Regions from separate parts of the Homo sapiens genome. Here regions 1 and 2 are each linked to region 3. A link is a contact called in ENCODE Hi-C or POLR2A ChIA-PET data. All regions are on one chromosome and are shown on one strand. Each heading gives the region's core, a stretch centred on a gene start or an enhancer-like site at or near the end of the contact. The rest is flanking DNA. Distances are from core to core; before and after follow the strand shown. Region 1 has its middle 17 kb from the start of ADRB2. Region 2 holds the start of GALNT10 (polypeptide N-acetylgalactosaminyltransferase 10). Region 3 holds the start of G3BP1 (G3BP stress granule assembly factor 1).

What was found. Hi-C counts contacts between places; a loop is a spot of excess contacts on that map. ChIA-PET counts read pairs that join two places held with the same protein, here RNA polymerase II (POLR2A). Pooled maps may share reads with other maps.
Region 1: a map with no recorded cell type shows a loop between it and region 3 (7-fold over the local background). The contact joins the enhancer-like site here to the promoter of G3BP1 in region 3. A Hi-C loop is called at or near these places in 4 of 37 single-sample maps with no recorded cell type and 5 of 50 pooled maps.
Region 2: a loop to region 3 is called in a map of naive thymus-derived CD4-positive, alpha-beta T cell, with 4 times the contacts of the local background. The contact joins the promoter of GALNT10 here to the promoter of G3BP1 in region 3. A Hi-C loop is called at or near these places in 1 of 168 maps with a recorded cell type or tissue (naive thymus-derived CD4-positive, alpha-beta T cell), 2 of 37 single-sample maps with no recorded cell type and 18 of 50 pooled maps. POLR2A ChIA-PET finds 5 or more read pairs at or near these places in 2 of 52 experiments (activated CD4-positive, alpha-beta memory T cell and activated CD8-positive, alpha-beta memory T cell).

The regions. Positions count from the first base shown.
Region 1 is chr5:148,807,627-148,811,631 of GRCh38, reverse strand. No RefSeq gene overlaps it. Among named protein-coding and RNA genes, the nearest start is that of ADRB2, 17 kb to the left of the region's middle. RefSeq lists enhancers at 2,040-2,089, 2,140-2,189 and a silencer at 2,480-2,559. Within about 2 kb of position 2,596, at least 13 of the 41 ENCODE cell types and tissues checked have a DNase peak (open chromatin) inside an H3K27ac peak, as active enhancers do.
Region 2 is chr5:154,188,762-154,192,501 of GRCh38, reverse strand. GALNT10 (polypeptide N-acetylgalactosaminyltransferase 10) reads right to left here and starts at 1,769. Exons shown (of 12, transcript NM_198321.4): 1 at 1,477-1,769. The coding sequence starts at 1,635. LOC124901118 (a long non-coding RNA gene) reads left to right here and starts at 2,423. Exons shown (of 2, transcript XR_007059010.1): 1 at 2,423-2,506. RefSeq lists silencers at 1,474-1,533, 1,604-1,683, 1,774-1,883, 1,894-1,993, 2,084-2,173 and an enhancer at 2,394-3,359.
Region 3 is chr5:151,770,611-151,774,691 of GRCh38, reverse strand. It overlaps G3BP1 (G3BP stress granule assembly factor 1), which reads right to left and starts at 2,738. Exons shown (of 12, transcript NM_005754.3): 1 at 2,656-2,738. LOC100652758 (a long non-coding RNA gene) reads left to right here and starts at 2,516. Exons shown (of 2, transcript NR_132345.1): 1 at 2,516-2,989; 2 at 3,920-4,081. RefSeq lists silencers at 2,112-2,181, 2,232-2,561 and enhancers at 2,770-3,064, 3,322-3,551, 3,930-4,081.

The sequences.
Region 1 (4,005 bases), core at 1,347-3,846, 3.0 Mb after region 3:
ATCTATTTACAAGCAAATCTATGATGAATAAAAGAAACAAACCAAACAAACCACCATGAACACATTTCTGAAAAGAGTGACATCTCAAGAAGAGCCTCAGGCAGGTCCTTCAGGAGGTATCCCAGAAGAAGAAGGCATTGTTATCACAGGACATGACAGCTCCCTGGGTGTTATTGCCCTTAAAGGCCTTCCAGTAGGATAAGGTGTGGAGATGGAAGGTGCCGATTTTTATGATCCTGACCCTACATAGGTCTAGGCTAATGGGTAATGGTGTGTTTGTGTCTTAGTTTTTAAAGAAAAATGTAAAAAGTAAAAAATAAAAATAACATTAATATAGGTAAAAGTTTATAGAATAAGGATATAAGGAGAGAAAAAAATTATCTTCCTCTGTATTTGTGTTTCAAGCTGTGTTACTACAAAAGAATAAAAAAGTTAAGAGAAATTGTTTTTAAAGTAAAATAGTTACAATAATCTAAGCTTATTGTTGAAGAGAGAAAAATTATTTTATTTATAAATTCAGCATAGCATAAGCAAACAGTATTTATACTGTCTATACTAGTGTACAGTAATGTCCTGGGTCTTTACATTCACTAACCACTTCCTCATCGTCTCACCCAGAGCAACTTCCACTCCTGCAATTGCCATTGACGGAAAGTGCCCTAAAATGTGTACCATTTGTTATATTTTATACCATATTTTTACTGTACCTTTTCTATGTTTAGCTACACAAATTCTTACCATTGTGTTGCAGTTGCCTACAGTATTCAGGACAGTAACAAGCTGTACAGGTTTATAGCCTAGGAGCAATAGGCTATAGCATACAGCCTAGGTGTGCAGTAGGCTCTGTCATCTAGGTTTGTATAAGTACACTCTATGATGTTGGCAAAATGATGAAATCGACTAATGATGCATTTCCCAGAATGTATCCCAGTCACTAATTGGCACATGACTATATATGATATTCTGGAAGGGGCAAAACTATGGATACAGTAAAAACAGGATGTTTTTACTGTATCCATACTGAGGACTTTTCTCATGGCCCCATCCTGTTTTTACTGTATGGACCTGGGCCTGGGGAGAGGGAGGGATGAGTACATGGATCACAGAAGAGCAGTGAAACTATTTTTAGGGCAGTGAAACTATTCTGTAGGATACCATAATGTTAGATGTAAGATATGTCACTCTACATTTGTCAAAACCCTTGGCATGTACATCAAGAATGAACCTTAACATAAACTGTGGAGTTTGGATGATTATGATTTGACTGTATAGGTTCGTCGATTGTAACAAATATACCTCTTTGGTGTGGGATGTTGCTAGTAGGGAAGGCTGTGTGTGTGTGGGTGTGTGTGTGTGAGGGCAGTGAGTGTAAGGAAAATCTCTGTATTTTCTACTCAGTTTTACTGTGAACCTCTGCTTTAAAAAATAAAGTCTAATATTATTATTATTTGAGACAGGGTCTCACTCTGTCACCAGGCTGGAGTGCAGTGGTGAGATCTTGACTCACTGCAACCTTTGCCTCCCGGCTAAAGTGATCCTTCCACCTCAGCCTCCTGAGTAGCTGGGACCACTGCATCCAGCTAATTTTGTATTTTTTGTAGAGATGGGGTTTCACCATATTGCTCAGGCTGGAAGTCTATTATTTTTTTAGAAAGGTGGCTCTGTGCCAGCTGATCTGAAGCAATATTTAAAATACATCAAGAAGTAAAAAAGTGAATTGTACAAGTGTGAGTAGCATGTCTCCATTTGTGTAAACAAACAGTTGTATGTGGCATCTATCCAACATAAATGCTCACCATAGGAATATGTGTATATAAATTCAATAAATTAGTCTAATGTACAATGACATTTTATGCTGTAGTTCAAAGAATGAACTAGATATATATGCTGGTACATAAAGATCTCCCAGATATGAAGTAAGAAAGGTTGAAACAAAACTACGTAAAATATCGCCTTTTAGTATAAGTAACACGTGTTTATATTCACAAACATATTTTGGAAAGTAGAAGCAATTAACAACGTATATATAACATAGGGGACTAGGGACTGGGGCATGGGACCTGTGGAGCGGCCCCGACAGTATACTTTTACTTTCATTTTGGTACTCACCTGTTTTGTTTGAGTTTTTACTATGACTACTATTAAAAAGTGCAATTCAGTAAAAACAAAACCGAAAATCAAAACTAATGCTCCACAGATTTCTTGAATATAGTGTCATGGCCACAAGAGTCCTTTCCTTCATCTCCTCTTTTTTTGGGTGGAGAAATTGAGAAGCAAAAGTTAACAAACTCAATAATAAATCTGTGACTATAGCGACCAAGAGTGGGGGTGGGGCAACGATGTGCCGCAGATAACAGCAAAGAAGTAAAAGTAGAAATTGTTAGAATTTTTAGTAACTTGGAGGGGAAAAGAGGAAGGATGTGAGAAGAAACCAGGAAATGAAAATAAAGATGGCAAAAACTTGAACAAATGAGGAAGGTGCTAGAGAAAAGCCTGAGCTTGCTCAAGCAGTTTCTGGGGCTTATTTTTTGTCCTGAGTGTATGTGACTGCATGTCTCTGTGTATGTCTGCTGATGTGGCCGTTTTTGACAGCCTGGTGGATTAACAGGGCTATAAATCATTCTGTCTCAGAGTTGGAGTGCCCTGAGGGATTACTTTGCTCAGCAGAGCGCCACTTTGGCAGAGGGACCTCAAAGGCAGACAGACACCAAGGAGGGTGGGAGGTCTTGGTCCCCACCCCGGCTGGTGCTGCTCCACTTCTGGCTGCTTTCTGTATCCTGCTTCTGCGTAAATTTGTATTTGTGCAAATCTTCCATTGCTGAAAAATATCCACTGACATACCAACCCTTTCTTAATACAAACAGGGAAACAGGTCCTTAGTGAGGAAAGAATTTGAGAAATATCACAGAGGTAGTAGGAGAAACAGGTCTAGAATATATGGTTTCTGACTCTCAATCTCTGTTACTGATTTATTTTACCTTTTAGCTGAGCCAGAAAAGAAAAGGAAAAGGCCTGAAGGGAAGTTTAAATTTCAGTGGCTTAAGTGGAAAAGGGGATATTCCTAGGGAAAAACAATATTAGACTTGCAAAAACCAATAAGGAGAAAAATTATCAGTAACTATAATAGAATAGACAAAAGAGGAAAATTGCACTCAAATATTTTCGCGGGTGAATTGAACCGTAAAACTAATATTTAAAGATTCAAATGTCAGGGATTTAAATAAATTTTGCCAATGCAACCAAAAAGTGTAACAATTTGATTACCTCTTCTGGGTCAGTCACTTTGCAAGGTGCTGTTGATACAATGGTGAGTAATTCAGACACAATTGCTGTCCTCAACGGTCTGCAGTTGTGTGTATAGTTTGTTGGTTTGAACAAAACAAGAACATGCAATTGCTTATATGAATGATCCTTCAATTCACTCTTGAGCTGCCAATTATTTGCAAAGCTCAGCAAATACTGATATGCACTGACTCATAAAAAGATGTTGGTCTCAGCCTCTGTGAAGTTCAGAGTCAAGATTAAAATCAGCCACTCAGGGGAGCCTGTTGAGGAGGAGAGACCTAAAGTACTTCTTACTGGTTACTGGAAAATGGAGGAGAGACTGGGTAAACAGAGCAGCCACGGGAGCAAAGCAGAGTGTTGCTAAGAGGGAAGGGAAAGAGGAAGAACAGAGGCTACTGCCCCTTGGAGGGCTCTGACATGCTGATATGCTTCACTCGGCTGACATGCTGAGTGAAGCAGCAGGTCAGTGACCAACAAGCCCTGAGGATGCAGCACAGACCCTCAAAACCCCAGAATCCTAAAGCTGGGACTGCCATGCAAGACCCAGGAGTCCAATTCTCCCTGCACAGATGAGAAGCCTGAGGCCCACAGGTGGGAAGTGGCTTATAATTGTCACATGCAAATTGGAGGCAGTGCAGGGATCAGAACCCAGGACTCACAGCTGAGGACTTTTCTCATGGCCCCATCCTATCCTGTGAAAGGAACATGACAGTAACTAAA
Region 2 (3,740 bases), core at 520-3,019, 2.4 Mb before region 3:
AACCCTGGAACTCCTGACTCTGATGCTGGTACTGAATAGGAACAGAGGAAAGAGATTTCATGAACGGAAAATCCATACAGATACAGAATTTCAGGGAGAGAGGTCTAAGCTAGCTGTCAGGGTTTGAACCAGGGGTTTAGGAAAGAGATGGAAACCTTAGTTTCTAAACAGTAAGCTCTACCAGAAAGATCAATGAGACCCTCTGGGATGCTTTGCAGCAATTAACAGAGTTACAGGCGGAGCTCAAATTGGTCAGCTCTGTAGCAAAGAGCCCTCTGTGCTCCAGATGCCAGACTGCCTAGACAGCAGCCTGATACTGGGAAGAATAAGGAAAACCATCAATCTCAGAAAAGCCAGCCTCTTTCGTCGAGGCCAGCCAACAGTCAGTCAAGTCTGACCCTGATACACAAATTATCCACTTCTCATGGGACCAGAGAAATCCCGTAAGAAAGCCTGAAATGTTCCACTATATGAAACAGTCTAAGCAATACACTCACTAGCACCTCCTGGGAGGGTGGGAGTGATGTGACAGAGCTTCTGCTATGAGGGAGCTGCTAGTCTAAATGCGTGCACGCACACATACACACAAACATACGTGGGTAAGTTCAAAGGAGGCAGAAACCATTCCGATCCCAGTTTTGGCTGCAATAAACACTACAACTAACCAGACTAGACAAGTTCAGAAGAGATAGGGAAGGCTTCTGGTGTTCCATCCTCAGGACACTGGGCACCAATAGCCTCTGGGACATTTTGGGGGTCCCCCCACCAGAGCCCCACCTCTGGACTCCCATAAGGTCAAAGGCAGCAGGTCCCTCAAGGACCAGGAGCTTACCCCCTTCTCCACCCCCAGGGGCTTGAAGCTTTAAAGGGAGCATGATCTTTACATTCTGCAAGGAATCCACAGGATCTGAGAAAGGAAAAGGCTAGAGTTGGGGCGGGGGTGTTGAATAAATGGGGAGAGGAGGAAGGCCCGGGTGTCTCGTTGGGCAGATGAGAAATCAGGAAAAGGGCTGACCTGAGCAAAGAACACTGGGATCAGCAGGTAGGGGTTGTGGGGGGGGGGGGGTGGGAGGAGGGAAGCAGAGAGGACCTGGACACCAAATAGAAGAACCAGAATCTTCATTCCTATTGGCACAAGGCAGGAGTCATCCTGGGATACAGGGATGCAGATAGGATCCTTCAAAAGAGATCCGCTGGAAGACGTCAAGGAATACCAGACGGGGACAGAAAGGAAGGTGGTAACATGTGGTGAGAAATAGCGTCCTGAGTGCTAGTTCGGACTCAGTCTCTGACTGGCGTGGGACCCTGGACAAGTCCCGACAGGACTTAATTTTCCCATCCGGAAAATGGGAAGAGCTGAAGAGTCTCGGAGCTGACTCTGAGGAGGCAGACAGCAGAAGGTGGAGGAAGGAACCACAGGCTAAAAGTGAATTCGGGAAGGGGGTGTTCCCGGCCTGTAGCAACGGGGGGACTCACCTGTCCCGCCGCCGGCGCCACCGCCGCCCCCGATCCCCCAGGGGTGCCGTCGGGCTGCCGCTCGCGGTACAGCGCCCAAAGCCCCACGTTGGGCAGGAGGACCAGGGCCGCCAGCACCAGCGCCACCGCCTGCAGGAGCCGCTTCTCCTTCCGCCTCATCGGGGCCGGTCAGCCCCGCCGCGCCCCGCCGGCCCCGCCGCGCCGCCCCCAGCTCCGCGCGTCCGCCCGTCCGCCCGGCGGCGGCAGCAGCTCAGCCAGCAGAAGCGGCTGCGGCGCCGGCCCCGCTCCAACTCCGCGGCACTTCCGCCGCTCGCCGGCCGGGGAGCTGGGCGCCGCCACCACGCCGCCGCCACGAGGGGGTCGTCGCCGCCGCCACCGCCCCCGGGCCCCGCCGAGCCGCCCGCCCCGCGCCGCCTGCCCCCGCGTCGACCGCCGAGTCTCTGCGCTGCAGGCTCGGCCCTCTCACGGAGCGTCTCGGCCCGCCCGGGCGCTGCAGGATGCCGGGCCGGAGCGCTTCCCCCCTCTCGAGCCGCGATGGTCCGTCCCACTCCTCGGCGGCTCCCCCGCCCTCTGGAGCTTTGCGAAAGTCCCGGAGTTGGCGAGTTGGGCGCTAACTGGTGCGGGCTGGGCACCGCTGGGTGGGGTGCATGTCCGCTCGCCCGGGTACCCTGCCGCCCCGCCCGGCAACCTCCGCCCGGGACTGCAGCCGAACCTTTGCTGCCTCCCTGGGGATATGCAAATAGTGCTGGGGCCCCGCCGGGCGTTCTGAGCCTGGAGCCCCCGGGGCTGTCACTTCCAGCCCACCTAGGCTCGGCCCCCAGGACCTGCGGACCTACTTTGACCCCGGCGACTCGGTGTTCCCGGCCATGAAACGGGGCCACAGCCGTGCTGCACGCTCACTGTTCCGCGGGCGGGCCCTGGTTTTCTTCCTCTAGGGGGGCCCTGGCGTTAGGTGTGAACGCCCTCTGCAAACTGTAGGGAGCTGTGCCCGGCCGCCGCCCGTCTGTAGATCCTGCAAACCGGCGGGTGGGTAAGTGACGGTAGCCTCTCTGCAGCACCTTTCCTCACGCAAGTCCAACCCCCTTGGAGTTAGAATGCCCTGCATTCTCACGCGTGCTTTTGGATCCTAAGCGCACTGAGCCCTTCCCGGAAAGCTCTCAGCAAACCGTTGGCGAGCGCCACTATGTGCCAAACACTGTGCCAGGCTCTGGGATGAAATGAAAACAGACCTGAGCCCTGACGTCTGGGAGCTGAAACATGAAACACGTAATTTCACTAGACCAGGCAATGTGTCTGTAACTGTGGCGAGGGCTTTGACAGAGGAGTCGGGCTTCTGGGCGATGCGGAGGGCCGTGGAGCCGGACTCCGACGGTGATGCCAGCCAGCGGCTCCTCCTCGGGGCGCTCGACGCTGGTCACTTAGCTGCCTCCTCCCTGATGCGGTGGAACGGAGCACCCCCTTGGCTACCTTACTCTCTGCCACCCCCACATTCGTCCTCTTGATTCTCTGCTTCTCTAGCTCAGCCGCTGACCTTCGTGCCTAGCTGCCACTAGTCCTTGACCAGCGTTCTGGCAACTCTTGCCTCCAAGTTCTTCCAGCTCCAGGCTGAGCGATGGGGATTCAGTTTTCTGACATCACAGCTCAGTTCTTGATTTCTGCAGCAAAACCTTCAAGGCTTCCATCACCTCGGCTCTAGAGTCCATCATGCTCCTCTCCTATGACCTGCTAGGGCTGATCAAACGTTCTGTCTCCTGCCGTGCCCTGCCCTGCCCTGCCCTGAGCTTCGCTTAGCCTGTTGCAGGCTTTGTGTTTTCCTTCTTGTGCTGTTGACCACGCAGCTCCTTCTACCCATAAAACCCCCTTCTCTAGGTCGGTGGAAATCTTGTTCATCCTTCCGTGTCTAGTTAAACTGCCACCTCCTCCACGAAGCCTTCTAAAACTCCTCCTCAGGGAACTGTTTTCTTTCTTTAGATTTCCATCACAATAATGCTTACCTTTTATTGAGTGCTTACTCTATGTCAGGCAGCCCTTGAGATGCATTACCTCTTTAAATGCTCACAGTTACCCTGTGAGGTACATGCTTTTCTTATACCCATTGGCGAATGAGAGTCAGATTTAAAAATGCATGTAATCCCAGCACTTTGGGAGGCCAAGGCGGGCAGATCACGAGGTCAAGAGATCGAGACCATCCTGGCCAACATGGCGAAACCCTGTCTCTACTAAAAATACAAAAATTAGCTGGGCGTGGTGGCGGGCACCTGTAA
Region 3 (4,081 bases), core at 1,489-3,988:
ATTCTTCTTTGTAAAGTCAGTAATAGTTTCGTCCAAGGAAGCCAAAGCACAATATAATTAAACAAACATACAATGCCTATTTAAATTCTGAAAGTTAAAAAAAAAATCAATTTGCAAAATGTTAAAAGACCAAGTGGGCAGTTTTATCAGACTGACAAAAATAAAGAAAAAAAATATAAAATTGGCTTTAGTCACAAATGTAAGCTTTATGTTAAATTTTATCTTTTAACACTAGCCCCATCAGTCCTAAGGACGATATAAAATTCACAAACTTTTACAAAAACTTAAAACTGCCTTCTGCCGTTCACTTTCTATGCAAAATACTAGAACGAGTGGGAAAAAAAAAAACCATAAGTTACAAAAGAAAAACTGCTCTAAGTAGGTCACAAACAAACATTACCAAAATCTCCTAATGTTCCCCTGGTGCAGTGTCAGCTCAGGAACAGCAAACTGAGTTAAACAAAGAACTGTCTACTTTTCTACCTGTAAGAGGTACAAAAGCTTAGACTTTTGTACCGGTAAGCAGCTCCAACAAAACTGACGTATGACTTGGTAGGGATGTAGGGCAGCCTTGCCAAGCCTTACATTACCACAATTTGCTTCAATTCACTTGTTCCTGATAAATGCACAAGTAATCAGTTAGAGCACCAGTTTGTGAAATAATCACGTAATTTTCATGTTCCTGCCCAAGTGATAACCATTTGCCTGAGGCCAAGAACTGTATTTTTTTAATATTTTAAGTAGAAACTAACGAAATTTTCCCTCAATAATGTGTAAGGTAATTTCATTCTATTTTGCCTCAAGCAGTAATAAAATTAGCTGGACTCAAGCTTAAACAGTTTAAATGTAGGTCATTCTAGTGTTTTTCCATTTGACAACTTAAATTGCTCAACTTTAAGTCTAAGTTAAAATGCTAATTCCATAGTTAACCAGTCTGTAAGGGCAAGTAACCGGAATCGCCACACCAGCAAAGTTCCAAGTAAATGTTACTTGGAACATTATTATAATACTGTTATAGAAACATGTTTATAGAAAGGGTTTCCAGAACACGATTATAGAAATCTTTATGTTTATAGAAGTGTTTCTATAACATAGAAGATTTATTTCACTAAGCCAAGGAGTATGTTGGCTTTTAAATAATCTAAAAGATGGTAACTACTAGAAAAATATAAGCTCCAGTCCCTGAAGAAAAGCATCTTGTTTCTGCATATACACAAGAACCCAGCAGAGTAAATGCTAAATAAACGGAGTGTACACAAACTTTCATCCACAGATCTCGACTGTCACAGTTGTTTTTTCCAACACATCTCCAACACCAGTAATTCATCCAGCATGACACGCTCCACAGAGGTCCAAATAGTATACTGTAACTGGGCGCCAACCTTTCTATTCCAATTCCGTATTTTAACCCACAGATGCTAGTGAGATCTTAAATTCGTCGCTTTGCACCTCATTCCCTTCAACTATAAAGTGAATCTTCTCAAGGTCTTTCTGCAAAAGTCTCCTCCAATTAAAAAAAAAGTAGAGAAAAAAAAATTCAACGTCTAAAACCGGAGCCTAACTTCCCGCTGGCGGGAATTTCCCATCAGCAATCTGAGATTCAAACCCGATGAGGAACACAGTCCATGTTCATTTGCACTTACTCATCGTTTTCCCTACTTTTTTCCAGAAGCTACGGTGGCGGCACATCTACCCAGGGCCTGTACAAGTACACGTAGAAAGGAAGCCCAAACCCTTTTCCTTTGTCACATTCCCACTTCCAACCCTTGTCTCCCTGGAAGCCCAGAACTAGCCCAAGTACAAATGCCGCTGCAGCCTTCTCGGCAGGTGGCCTTTTGAGGCTGATGCTGCCCCGAGGGACAAGTGCTCTGGGGGCAAAGACTAAAAACAGGCTTGGGAAGCGGGGAGCTCGGAGTCAGAGGGCCCGGCGTCAACAAATCCCCGCCCTTCCCGTGCGTGCCTGTGACCCCGCTCTCCAAACCCGTGCCTTGGGCCGCTAAGGAAGGAGGATAGCCGTACCCACCTCGCCAGCTCACTGCAAGAATCAAATGAAAGGCAGAAAAGTGGCTCCGCACAGTGCCGGACACACAGTGAGGGCGTGGAAAGAACATTGGTTGTTACTACCACTCCGTGCACTCGCTGCTCCCTCTTTGCTCTCTGCAAAACCGAAGGCGCTTCTGCGACGCGCGGACCGCAAGACTCCAATCAGACTTTAGTGCTGCCCCCACCCTAAACGAAAGCCTCCTTCTGGTCCGAACCGACTGGATCCCTTGGCCAGGGGAGGAAAAGGTGCCGCGGGCGCGTGGCGGAGAGGGTGGCGGGCGGGAAACGCTGGGCGCGGGACCCCTGGCCCCAGAGACCGCCCTGGGGCCCAGGCGGCGGCCGCGGCTTACTCCTGCCCCGCGAGGCCGTTGGACGCAGCACGCGCACGCGGCGGACACGGCCACGCGCCCCAGCCGGGACGGGAGCGGGAGCGAGGAGCCGCCGCGCGCCCGTCCGTCCGCCGCGCGCGCCTGCGGCCGTTGGGGTGGGGGTTGGGGTGGGGGACGCGACTGGCGCGGCCGCCGCGAGCGCCACTCAGACTTCTCCCTCTCACAAGTGCTGCGGCTCGGCTTAGTCCTCTGGCCTCCCTGCCCCGCCCACACCCCGGCGTACCTACGCGGCTGAGCTGGAGAGGAACTAGCTCTGCACCACAGCACCGAGGATAGTACAAACCCCTCACGCAACTGCGTCCGCACACACGCGTGCTCCGCCGCCGGTCTATATAACTGCCACTCACCCTAACTTGTTGCGGCCAGGTCGGGCGACGGGATGACCAATCCCGACCGCGTCCTCAGGGCTCTTCGAACAGTAATTGGGCACTGACTCGGGGATGAAGGCGTGGCTCTTGATTGGCTTTGACTCCTGCCTATGAGACTGTGAGGATCTCGTTTCCCTAGTAACAGATCGGCACTAAGAGAGACCAATAACCGAAAAGTACAATAGAAAGGCGAGTGAGCAGTTCTTTGACTGATACTCAAAGTAGCCAATAAATGTGTGGGGCTGCTCTTATTCGTTAACACGTCTTCCCCTGGGCGGAGATCCGTTTTCCATGCAGGAGCGGTTGCGCCACAAGGTGGGGCCCGTGTACTTTGGGGAAGTAAACCCCTAGCAACTAGGAGGCGGGCGTCCGAGAGGCCAAGACAGCCTGTGGCCAATCGCAACGCCGGAAGGAGCTGATAGACACGGAGGTTGCTCTGCTCGGAAGAGACCGAGCCCCAGGGCCGCCGTGCCCTCTGGGCGGTTGTGAGGCTGTGCAGCCTGCGGCTTCTGCCCTCTTTCTTTCCCTGACTGGTTGGGTCCGGCCTCCGAGGCCTGTACCCCGCCTTTTCCGCATAGGTTTGTACCTGGCGAACCAACTAGTAAAGTTTCCCGGGTTGTTTTCTTTTTATTACAACTTTTTTCTTACGTGCGGCGGCCAAGGGCCTTGCTGCTCTCACCATTACTCAGCACTGCTGCGGGGCAGAGGAAGGAGGGTCGTTCCTGCGCCGCCCGCAGGCTCCCGCCGGAAGGTCGCCGGTGGAAGGCCTGAGAGTGCGCCCTTCCGCCAGGCGCTTCTTGGCGGGCGCTGCGAGGCGGCCGCGGGCGTGTGGCGAGGCTCCCTTTGTGGCAGCTGAGGCACGGTGGTCCGCGCGTGCTCCAGTGGAGTGTGGGCCCTCGCACCACGTCCCGAGCTGCACCACTATTGTTCAGCCTCGAATTGCCGCGGGTGGGGGCTTATTCTCGTCGCTACGCCTTTAAAAGGCAACTCGTCCCCTCCTCCTGGCGTTTCAGGCACTGGCGGGGCTACAACTCAAGGCTGGCCGGCCCTATTTCTATGGAAATAGCTTTGGTTCCCAGCCGTCCGGCACAGACACGCCCCGGTTTGTTCTCGTTCCAGGCATGTGACCAGGGTCTCCCGCGGAGTTTTGCTGAGAATTTTGGAAATGAAGCATGTGGAGCGCCTATGTCGGGGGAGAGAGGCCGAGCTGAAGGAGCACGGGCGCCGGCCTCGGCCTCTGGGGAGCCGGGCCCGCTCGCCTCCCTGCGCGGGGCTAGCCCG